Regions from separate parts of the Homo sapiens genome. Here region 2 is linked to region 1. A link is a contact called in ENCODE Hi-C or POLR2A ChIA-PET data. All regions are on one chromosome and are shown on one strand. Each heading gives the region's core, a stretch centred on a gene start or an enhancer-like site at or near the end of the contact. The rest is flanking DNA. Distances are from core to core; before and after follow the strand shown.

The links. A loop is a pair of places that touch in the nucleus more often than their neighbours do. ChIA-PET counts read pairs that join two places held with the same protein, here RNA polymerase II (POLR2A). Pooled maps may share reads with other maps.
Region 2: a loop to region 1 is called in a map of naive thymus-derived CD4-positive, alpha-beta T cell, with 16 times the contacts of the local background. The contact joins the promoter of FBXO31 here to the promoter of MBTPS1 in region 1. A Hi-C loop is called at or near these places in 1 of 168 maps with a recorded cell type or tissue (naive thymus-derived CD4-positive, alpha-beta T cell), 1 of 37 single-sample maps with no recorded cell type and 10 of 50 pooled maps. POLR2A ChIA-PET finds 5 or more read pairs at or near these places in 1 of 52 experiments (activated B cell).

What each region holds. Positions count from the first base shown.
Region 1 is chr16:84,115,037-84,119,692 of GRCh38, reverse strand. MBTPS1 (membrane bound transcription factor peptidase, site 1) reads left to right here and starts at 2,751. Exons shown (of 23, transcript NM_003791.4): 1 at 2,751-2,958. MBTPS1-DT (MBTPS1 divergent transcript) reads right to left here and starts at 2,650. Exons shown (of 1, transcript NR_186375.1): 1 at 530-2,650. It also overlaps the pseudogene LOC648774. RefSeq lists an enhancer at 2,021-2,180 and silencers at 2,331-2,430, 2,831-3,260.
Region 2 is chr16:87,381,632-87,386,287 of GRCh38, reverse strand. It overlaps FBXO31 (F-box protein 31), which reads left to right and starts at 2,512. Exons shown (of 9, transcript NM_024735.5): 1 at 2,512-2,883. The coding sequence starts at 2,544. TRM-CAT6-1 (tRNA-Met (anticodon CAT) 6-1) reads left to right here and starts at 2,194; the gene lies at 2,194-2,266. LOC124903747 (a long non-coding RNA gene) reads right to left here and starts at 2,355. Exons shown (of 2, transcript XR_007065168.1): 1 at 2,092-2,355. RefSeq lists enhancers at 1,404-2,055, 2,056-2,709 and silencers at 2,117-2,776, 2,917-3,156.

The DNA of each region.
Region 1 (4,656 bases), core at 1,502-4,001:
GACTAATCCAGTTTCAGGCAGGTGCCGGCAGCCAAGGATGATCTACTGCGGGCAGTAGTGCCCTCAGGCTTAGCGCTCTCCCCGTGTGCAACTCCATGAGAGGTCTCAGGTGGCAGAGCTCCAGCACCAGGAGCATGAAGTTGTCCTTGAAAAAGCCACTGACACCTGAGATGTGCTGGTGGGCGAGGCTGCAGTGAGTATAGCGAGAGGCTGGAGACGTCTCCAGGGACGTCTCCTCTGGGTGCGGATTGAGCAGCAGTGACTCAGGTGCGATCTTGCCCGAGAACACCTCCTTGGTGTTTGCCTCCAAGATTTTGATGCTCTCAGCAAAGCCACCCTTGCCAAAAAAGCAGCCTGCCTGTAGTGCCACCGGCAGGTTTACTAGGACCTCCAAGATCTCTGCAGAGTGGCTGCTGGGACTCCAGGAGCCACAACTCCAGGGAGGCTTTCCCAGGGTTGGCTAGTGCCTGTGCCATCAGCTATTACTCTTTAAAATAACATTTCATTTGAATAAAGATTTACCTTCCCATGGAATTACAGATGCTTTATTCTGTATGTGAAGCACAAGTTTAGGAAGTTATTTTAGAACCAGAGTGGTGGGAATCCACCAGTGGTAGACCAGGATCCTGTAGCTCAGGCTGTCTTGGTAGCTCTCCAAGTAACTTCTCTCCCACACACCAGTCCCCTCAGTGTATAGGCATTCTCTGAAACTGGTGGTGGTGGCATTCTCTCCCCTTCTTTGGGGCCTCGCTGTCACATGATGGATGCCTGCAATCACTGTTCTACCCCAGTTTCCAGCTGTAGGGCCATGTATTCAATGGCATAGTGACTAAAGGGCTGTTCAGAGAACCCTGACCAAGATTAATTTACCTAAAGTTGGAACAGAAGGACATAGTCAAGTTTAAAATCAAATGCTTTGTGTGGTGGCAGAAGGGAGTGCCTTTGACGGTTTGCAAATGCAGAGAGGCAAGGATTCTCCAAAAGTTCAGAAAATCGTATGAGATCTGAGTCAGGAAAGGATTCAAGAATCCACCACCACATATTGAATCATATAGGAGCCGAGCACTTTATGAGTATGCTTTTTGTTTGTTTTTGAGACAAGGTCTTGCTGTGTTGCCCAGGCTGGAGTGCAGTGGCACAATCATGGCTCACTGCAGCCTCGACCTCCTGGGCTCAGGCAGTCCTCCCACCTCAGCCTCCCTAGTAGCTGGGACTGCAGGTGCACACCACCACACCTGGTAAAAACAAAACCAAACACAACTATAGAGACATGTCTCTGTTGCCCAGACTAGTCTCAAACTCCTGGGCTCAAGTGATCCTCCCGCCACAGACTCCCAAAGTGTTGAGATTACAGGCATAAGCCACTGCGCTAGGGCTTATGTGTGTACTTAATTTAACCCTCATCCTTTAAGGTAGATATTAGTACCCCTATTTTTTAAAAAAATTATTTATTTATTTTTAAGGCAGAGTCTCGCTCTGTCGCCCAAGCTGGAGTGCAGTGGTACGATCTCAGCTCACTGCAACCTCCGCCTCCCAGGTTCAAGCGATTCTCTGCCTCAGCCTCCTGAGTTGCTGGGATTACAGTCATGCGCTACCACACTCAGCTAAGTTTTTATATTTTTGGTAGAGCCGGCGTTTCACCCATGTTGACCAGGCTGGTCTGAAACTTCTGACCTCAAGTGATCCGGCTGCCTCGGCCTCCCCAAGTGCTGGGATTACAGGCGCGAGCCACCCCGCCTGGCTAGTACCCCTATTTTTGTAATGAAGAAGCTGAGGTACAAAGAGGTTAAACAACCTGCTCAAAATTACGAAGTAGAAGCCTGAGGTGGGGTATGGTAATTTGTGATTCTACATTTATCCACCATATTAAGTCAACTGTGTTAAATCATGTTGAAGGAAGATGATGCGCTGTGATCTGTAATATTGGTGCAGTTCAGCATTACCGTGGTGCAGTGTCAAGTTCCAAAAGACACAAAACTGTCTGATCGGCCTGTAGCGCATCACCGCCCACCAGCAGTACCTGAAGACGCTTTCAGTCCCCTGCTAGTGCCGTACGGAGTCCGGGCTGGTCCATTTACATTGAAAACAAACTGATCCTAGCATCTAAGTCACCCAGACATCTTTTAGGCGGCAAGCTTTTCAGACAGTTTAACACATTTATTCTTGTTTTTTCAAAAAGAGCAAACACGTGGCGTTACAAAGGTCCTCCGTTTCGCACGCACCGGTGTCCCGGCAGCGCGCTGCGCGTCGGGAGGCCCAGTCTGTCGTCCCGTGGGGCCGGGGGTCAGGAGGTCGGGCAGGCGGGATTTGGGGTTTCGCGTGTTCCGGACCGGACACTTCGCCATCTTAACGAGCTACCGCCCGGGTTAAGGGGCACCCAGGGCAGGTGCCCGGCCGGGGGTGGGGTGTCCGAGCCGCCGGTGCCTGGACGTGGACCCCTGCAGGAAGGGTCCGCGCGGGAAGCGAGCTCTCCACGAGTCCATGACAGCAGGCCCGCGGGGGCAGGGAGCCTGCGCCAGGCAGTCTTTCTAGATCCTGGCCCAGCCTGGCCGCTTTCGCGCCCGTGCTCCTTTTCGGGGATCCTAGAGCGACGCGCAGAGCGGACCAAGGGTTCCCCCAGCGCGTTCTCGCCGCCTGGCAGCTCGCTGGCCACGCCCCTCCGCTTCCACCCTGCCACCGGCCCCCGCCGCCGCAAATGTCGCGAGACCTTCGTCCATCCTCCCGGCGTGGTCCCGCTGCCCACGGCGTCCAGAGCGCGCACGCAAGCCCCGGGAGCGCGGGACAGACAGGGCACGCTGGGTCGGCGGAGCTGAGGCTCCCAGCTGTGGGCCTCGCTGGCCCGGTCGCCCAGTCTCGCGAGAGTTGGGAGTAAACAGCCCCGAATGGAGTGCCCAGGCGTGTTCGCCGCGGAGGCGCCGTTATCCCGGGCCCGCCGGCCCTGAGCTCCCGGCGGCGCAGGTACGTCAGCCGCCCGCGCGCGGCCTCCCCGACCCGCTCCGCCTAGCGGCGGCGGCCCGCTCGCTCAGGTGTGCCGGTTGCGTCCGAGGCCCCGAGGCGAGGGCTGCGGGGGCCGGGCCGGGTCGGGGGAGGTGGGCGCGGGGCCTCCGGCGCTTGTTTGGACACAGCGTGCCTGTACCGCGGCCCTGCGGGGGTCTGCGCGCTCCGGCAGCTTGTTCCGTTGCCTGGTTTTCTTTACGTGAAATGAGCATTCACCGAGTGAAACAATACGCCCTGCTCTGGCCCGGAGCCTCCAGACAGACTCAATTCTAGGTGCGCTTCCGGGGCAGTGCTGGCGTCAGGTTTAAAAGACGTCGATTCTTTGCCTTATCTCGGTCTGTGCATATTGCGCTGCTGGTTTTTGGAAATGCGGGGATTCTGTTCGGCGAACTCTCAGAACCAGATTGCCTTTTAAACCTGTAGCTTCTTAAAAATCTTGCCTCGCCTTGGCATGGTTGCGCTACCTAAGACCGTTGTGGATCGTCAGTATTTTTATTAAGATGTTTACCTTTCATATTGGGTTGAGCCCCTGAGAATCTTGGCCTATTTGTCTACACAAATTAAGTTATTAGATTCTGATTGACACTTCGAAATTACGTGGAGTGGAATACGACCTGCGTTGAATTCTGGAGACTCATCCTTTAGTCTGAACTGTGTAGGTAAGCCCTCCTAACGTCAAGGTCTCCAATTGTATGTCTACGAAAAGGAGGGCTTGCAGAAGAGAAGTAATTCCTCTCATTTTTTTTTTTTTCAATCTGGAGAATCCGCTTTTATTATTTATACTTATTTTTTAATGTAAGAGCTTCATTGAAGTAGAATTTACATACCATAAAATCCACCTGTTTTAAGTGTACTATTCAGTGGTTTTTAGTAAATTTACAGCAGCACAGCCACTACCAAATCCACTTTTAGAACATTTCCGTTACCCCAAGACCTCTGATGCCCAGTTGTAGTCAATGCCCATTTCCAGGCCCCGCCACAGGCAACCTTTCATCTACTTTGTCTTTCTAGATTTGCCTTTAATGACTATTTCGTATATTCAGATGGAAACATATGATATGCGGCCTTTTGTGTCAGGCTTCTTTCACTTAGCATGTTTTCACAGTTCATCCATGTTGTAGCATGAATCAGGATTTCATTCCTTTTATGACCAAATAATATTCAGTTGTATGGCTATACCACATTTTGTTTAAGCATTTATGCAGAACACTTTTGACAAATAAAAGTTTATTTTATGCTCTAATGTGTGATGCGGATGACAGCAAAACTGTTGATTGAGAATGGGAGCTGGGACCTGACCCAGACACGTGTCAAACGACTGCACTCCCCAGGCACCCCGTATAATCAAGAGTTGGTCCTTTCTATATAAAAAGGGAAAATTCCAATGCAGAGCTTGCGGAACCTTTGAAGCACCTAGGGAAGAAGTGGGAGCTCTTCTAGTCAGGAGGTTAACAAGAACTAGGAAGGCTGGGCCGGGCGCGGTGGCTCACGCCTGTAATCCCACAATTTGGGAGGCCGAGGCGGGCGGATCACAAGGTCAGGTGTTCAAGACCAGCCTGGCCAACGTGGTGAAATCCCGTCTCTACTGAAAATACAAAAATTAGCTGGGCGCAATGGCAGGCGCCTGTAATCCCAGCTACTCGGGAGGCTGAGGCAGGA
Region 2 (4,656 bases), core at 1,263-3,762, 3.3 Mb before region 1:
TTCCACGAGTTCACATTCTAACTCCAACCTATATTTTATCTCTTTTTCTTGTCATTTTTCATTTCCATCCTATATTTTCAGCTTCTGCTCAGACCACACCCTGGACTGAACCAGCCTCCTGTTTCCCTCAGGCCTCCTGAGGTCCCTGATCTCCGGCAAGTGATGCTCCTTCTCACCATCGTCTGTGCCATTGCCTTGAAAACTCCCTTCCTGGCCTCGCCTACTACATGAGCCAGGGACAACCAGCTGTCCTTTTATTCTTTTCTTTTTTTTTTTTGAGAAAGAGTCTTGCTCTGTCGCCTAGGCTGGAGTGCAGTGGCTCAATCTCGGCTCACTGCAACCTCCACCTCCCGGGTTCAAGTAATTCTTCTGCCTCAGCCTCCTGAGTAGCTGGGATTACAGGTGCCCGCCACCATGCCCGGCTAATTTTTGCATTTTTTCAGTAGAGACAAGGTTTCACCATGTTGGCCAGGCTGATCTTGAACTCCCAACCTCAGGTGATCTGCCCGCCTTGGCCTCCCAAAGTTCTGGGATTACAGGTGTGAGCCACCAGGCCTGGCCGCTATCCTTTTTTTCTAGAACATTCTCCCATCAAGTGTTCTCCTCCTGGCTAACTCCAAATTTTCCTTTGATTTATAAATGTCATTTCCTCAAAGAACCTTTGATCATCCAAAGTCTGGTCTCTGCTATAAGATCTTGTTAGTTTTACTTATTGTTAGAGCATTACAATTTATAATTTATGTATTTATCTATGTGGTTACTTGTTTAATGGCTGATCTCCCTGGTAGATAGCAGGATGTTATTAGTTGAAACCATTTTTTTTTTTTTTTGAGACAGAGTCTTGCTCTGTCGCCCAGGCTGGAGTGCAGTGGCACGATCTTGGCTCACTGCAAGCTCTGCCTCCCGGGTTCACACCATTCTCCTGCCTCAGCCTCCCGAGTAGCTGGGACTACAGGCACCTGCCACCACACCTGGCTAATTTTTTGTATTTTTAGTAGAGACGGGGTTTCACCGTGTTAGCCAGGATGGTCTCAATCTCCTGACCTCATGATCTGCCCGCCTCGGCCTCCCAAAGTGCTGGGATTACAGGCGTGAGCCACCGCGCCCGGCCTAATTTTTTAAATTATTTGTAGAGATGGGGGCGTCTCACTATGTGGGTAGGCTGGTCTCCGACTCCTGGGCTTAACCGATCTACCCGCCTCGGCCTCCCAAAGTGCTAGAATTACAGGCGTGAGCCACTGCGCCTGGCCTGTGTGGTTTGTTTGTTTGTTTGTTTGAAGAGACAGGGTTTCACCATGTTGGTCAGGCGGGTCTCAAACTCCTGACCTCAGGTGATGCACCCTTCTCCGCCTCCCAAAGTGCTGGGATTACAGACGTGAGCCACCGCGCCCAGCCATTTGTGGCTATTTTTGTTTTTTGTTTGTTTTGGAGACAGGGTCACGCTGTGTTGCCCAGGCTGAAGTGCAGTGGCACCATCACGGGTCACTACAGCCTCGGCCTCCTGGGATCAAGCGATCCTCCCGTCTCAGCTTCTCTTTCTAAAATTTTGTTTTGTAGACAGGGTCTCGCTGTATTGCCCAGGCCGGTCTCGAGCTCCTGGCCTCGATTGATACTCCCGCCTGGGCCTCCAAGAGATGGGGTCCGAGGCGAGCCCACGGCGACGTGCGCGGCTGCTCAGGTGAGAGGACGCCTTCGCGGTCACCACCCGCGGACCTGGGAGACGACCCCGCTCAGCGGCCTCGGCGGAGCCCAGCTGGAGCAGGCGTGCGCGGCTCCCAGCAGCTGCAGGAACAGGCGCCCTTTGGGCGGCGCCGCATGGCAGGGCCTCCCTTTCCAGACCGGGCGCGCATCCCCGGATCTCTTGGGCCGCGCCGGCCGCCGCCCCTCCAAGCCCTCCCCGGGGCTTCCGCAGGGAGCTCGGGATCCCCGAAGGTCCCTGCAGAGCTCCGCAGCTCGGGCCTTTTGGTTACCATAAGGCGGAGACGATGGAACGCGCGTTGTTTCAATGGACAAAAGGGCTTCTAGGCGCCCTTTGGGGTTCTGGCTGCTGCCTCTGTATTTGGAGGCTGTAAGGCGCATCTTTCTACTCACCGGCCGGCGCGGCACAGTTTCGGGCGCCGGAAGCGGGACGCACGGGCGCGAGGGGCGACCCCTATCTCCACAAAAGCCGCGGCGCGAAGTGGTCGCCGAGCAGCCTCGTTAGCGCAGTAGGCAGCGCGTCAGTCTCATAATCTGAAGGTCGTGAGTTCGAGCCTCACACGGGGCAGTCTAACGTTTTGCACTCGGCATCACCACTTTCTTTTCTCATGCCCGTCACGGGCGGCGCCCTCACGCTGGAGGGGAGGGCAGCAGTGCGGGGTCTCTGAGGTCGCCGCCCCGCGGGGAGGGGGTGGCGCGGCCGGGGCGGAGCTCTACGTAGGGGCGGGGCTAGGCTCTCCAGGGGGCGTGGCGAGCTCTGCGGCGGGGGCGTGGCTCGGCGCTGGCGGGGCGGGGCCGCGCTGGAGCGTGCGCACAGGCGGCAGCAGTGGCCGTCACTGGGCGGCATGGCGGTGTGTGCTCGCCTTTGCGGCGTGGGCCCGTCGCGCGGATGTCGGCGCCGCCAGCAGCGCCGGGGCCCGGCCGAGACGGCGGCGGCCGACAGCGAGCCGGACACAGACCCCGAGGAGGAGCGCATCGAGGCTAGCGCCGGGGTCGGGGGCGGCTTGTGCGCGGGCCCCTCGCCGCCGCCCCCGCGCTGCTCGCTGCTGGAGCTGCCGCCCGAGCTGCTGGTGGAGATCTTCGCGTCGCTGCCGGGCACGGACCTACCCAGCTTGGCCCAGGTCTGCACGAAGTTCCGGCGCATCCTCCACACCGACACCATCTGGAGGAGGCGTTGCCGTGAGGGTGAGCGCGCGGGGGTGGCGGGGCCGGGAGGGGCGGGGGGTCCCTGCCAGGTGGAGGCCTCGGAGCTGGGAGTGGCGGGGGCGGTGGCCCCGGCCGGGGGCCACCAGTTGGGCGCGGGGCCCGGCGATGTGGTGTTTTGGGTGTGGGTGGGGAGCGGCCGCGGTGACACCACGTTGAGGGGGCCAGGGAGGTATTTGAGGCGGTTAGGGAGGGTCCGAGGGGTCCAAGAGAGGCAGACGGGGTAGGGAGGGGTTGAGGGCGTCAGGGAGGCATCGAAGAGGCCCTGACGCGGGGCACGGGACACCACGGGGCCGAGGCCGTGCCGGGAGCTGGGGCTGGGATCCCTCGAGGTCTGCGCGGGGCCTAAGCTGACGCCTGGGGGCCGCCTCCTCTGCCCCTGTCTTGAAGGCGAGCCGAGGGTGCCCCGCTGGCCCTGACCAGAGACGAGGTGAACTTGAAGAAATGGGAGCAGGCCGGGCGCGGTTTCACGCCTGTAATCTCAGCACTTAGGGAGGCCGAGGCGGGCGGGTCACCTGAGGTCAGGAGTTCGAGACCAGCCTGGTGAAGATGGTAAAACCCCGTCTCTACTTACAAAAATACAAAAATTAGCCGGGCGTGGTAGCGGGCGCCTGTAATCCCAGCTACTCGGGAGGGTGAGGCAGAAGAATGGCTTGAACCCGGGAGGCGGAGGTTGCACTGAGCCAACATCTGGGCCATTGCACTCCACCCTAGGCGACAGAGTGCGACTTGGTCTCAAACAACAGCAACAAAAAAAATTACGGGAGTAGGGGAAGCCCAGTGTCGGGGGCTCCTGATGGTGGGGGCGTAGAGAGACGGATGGATCACAGCGGTGCGGGCTGGACTTTTGCCTTCAGCAATATTGGATGTAACAGATCACAGGAGGAGATGTTTATTTAATCTGGAGTTCAAGGCTCTCTCTGTTTAAAGGTTGACAGCTCTTTGATGTTCAAGCAGCTCATATTTAGGTAAAAAGGACAGGTTAGAAAACATCCAAGCGATGCAGAACAGCAAAAGGAACAAAGTAAATACCATCAGAGACCCCAGCAGTCAAAAATAAACCACTCTTAACATTTTAAAAAACCTCTGAGTCGTGTGTACCTTCTTCCCTAAAGGATATAATGCAATATATATTCTCTTAGAGACAGTGTAGTGTAAACAATGCTACATAGTATTTCACTCCCTGCATGTAGCACAGACTCGTCCCTCACTGATAAGCTTTGAAGTCTGCATTTTTTCCATGCATAAACAGTGCTTTGAAGACTGCTTTGTGCATTTTATAGAAATTTAGGAGATTGACATGTATCCTTGGGAACTTCTGAGATTGTCTCGGTGGGATGCACTTCCTTCTTTTTTTTTTTTGAGACGGAGTCTCACTCTGTCACCCAGGCTGTGGAGTGCAGTGGCGCGGTCTTGGCTCACTGCAACCTCCGTCTCCCAGGTTCAAGTGATTCTCCCGCATCAGCCTCCAAGTAGCTGGGACTACAGATGCGTGCCACCGTGCCCGGCTAATTTTTGTATTTTTAGTAGAGACGGGGGTTTCACTATGTTGGCCAGGATGCTCTGGAACTCCTGACCTTGTGATTCACCCGCCTCGGCCTCCCAAAGTGTTGGGATTACAGGCGCGAGCCCCCACGCTGGCTGGTAGGGTGCAGTTCCTCAAGTGGGATTGTGGATTTGTAGGACTGCATGTTGATGAAACCTTTGCAGCCTGTTGTCGGGCTCTTTGAGTTTGCACCCCAAGGAGGTCTGCAT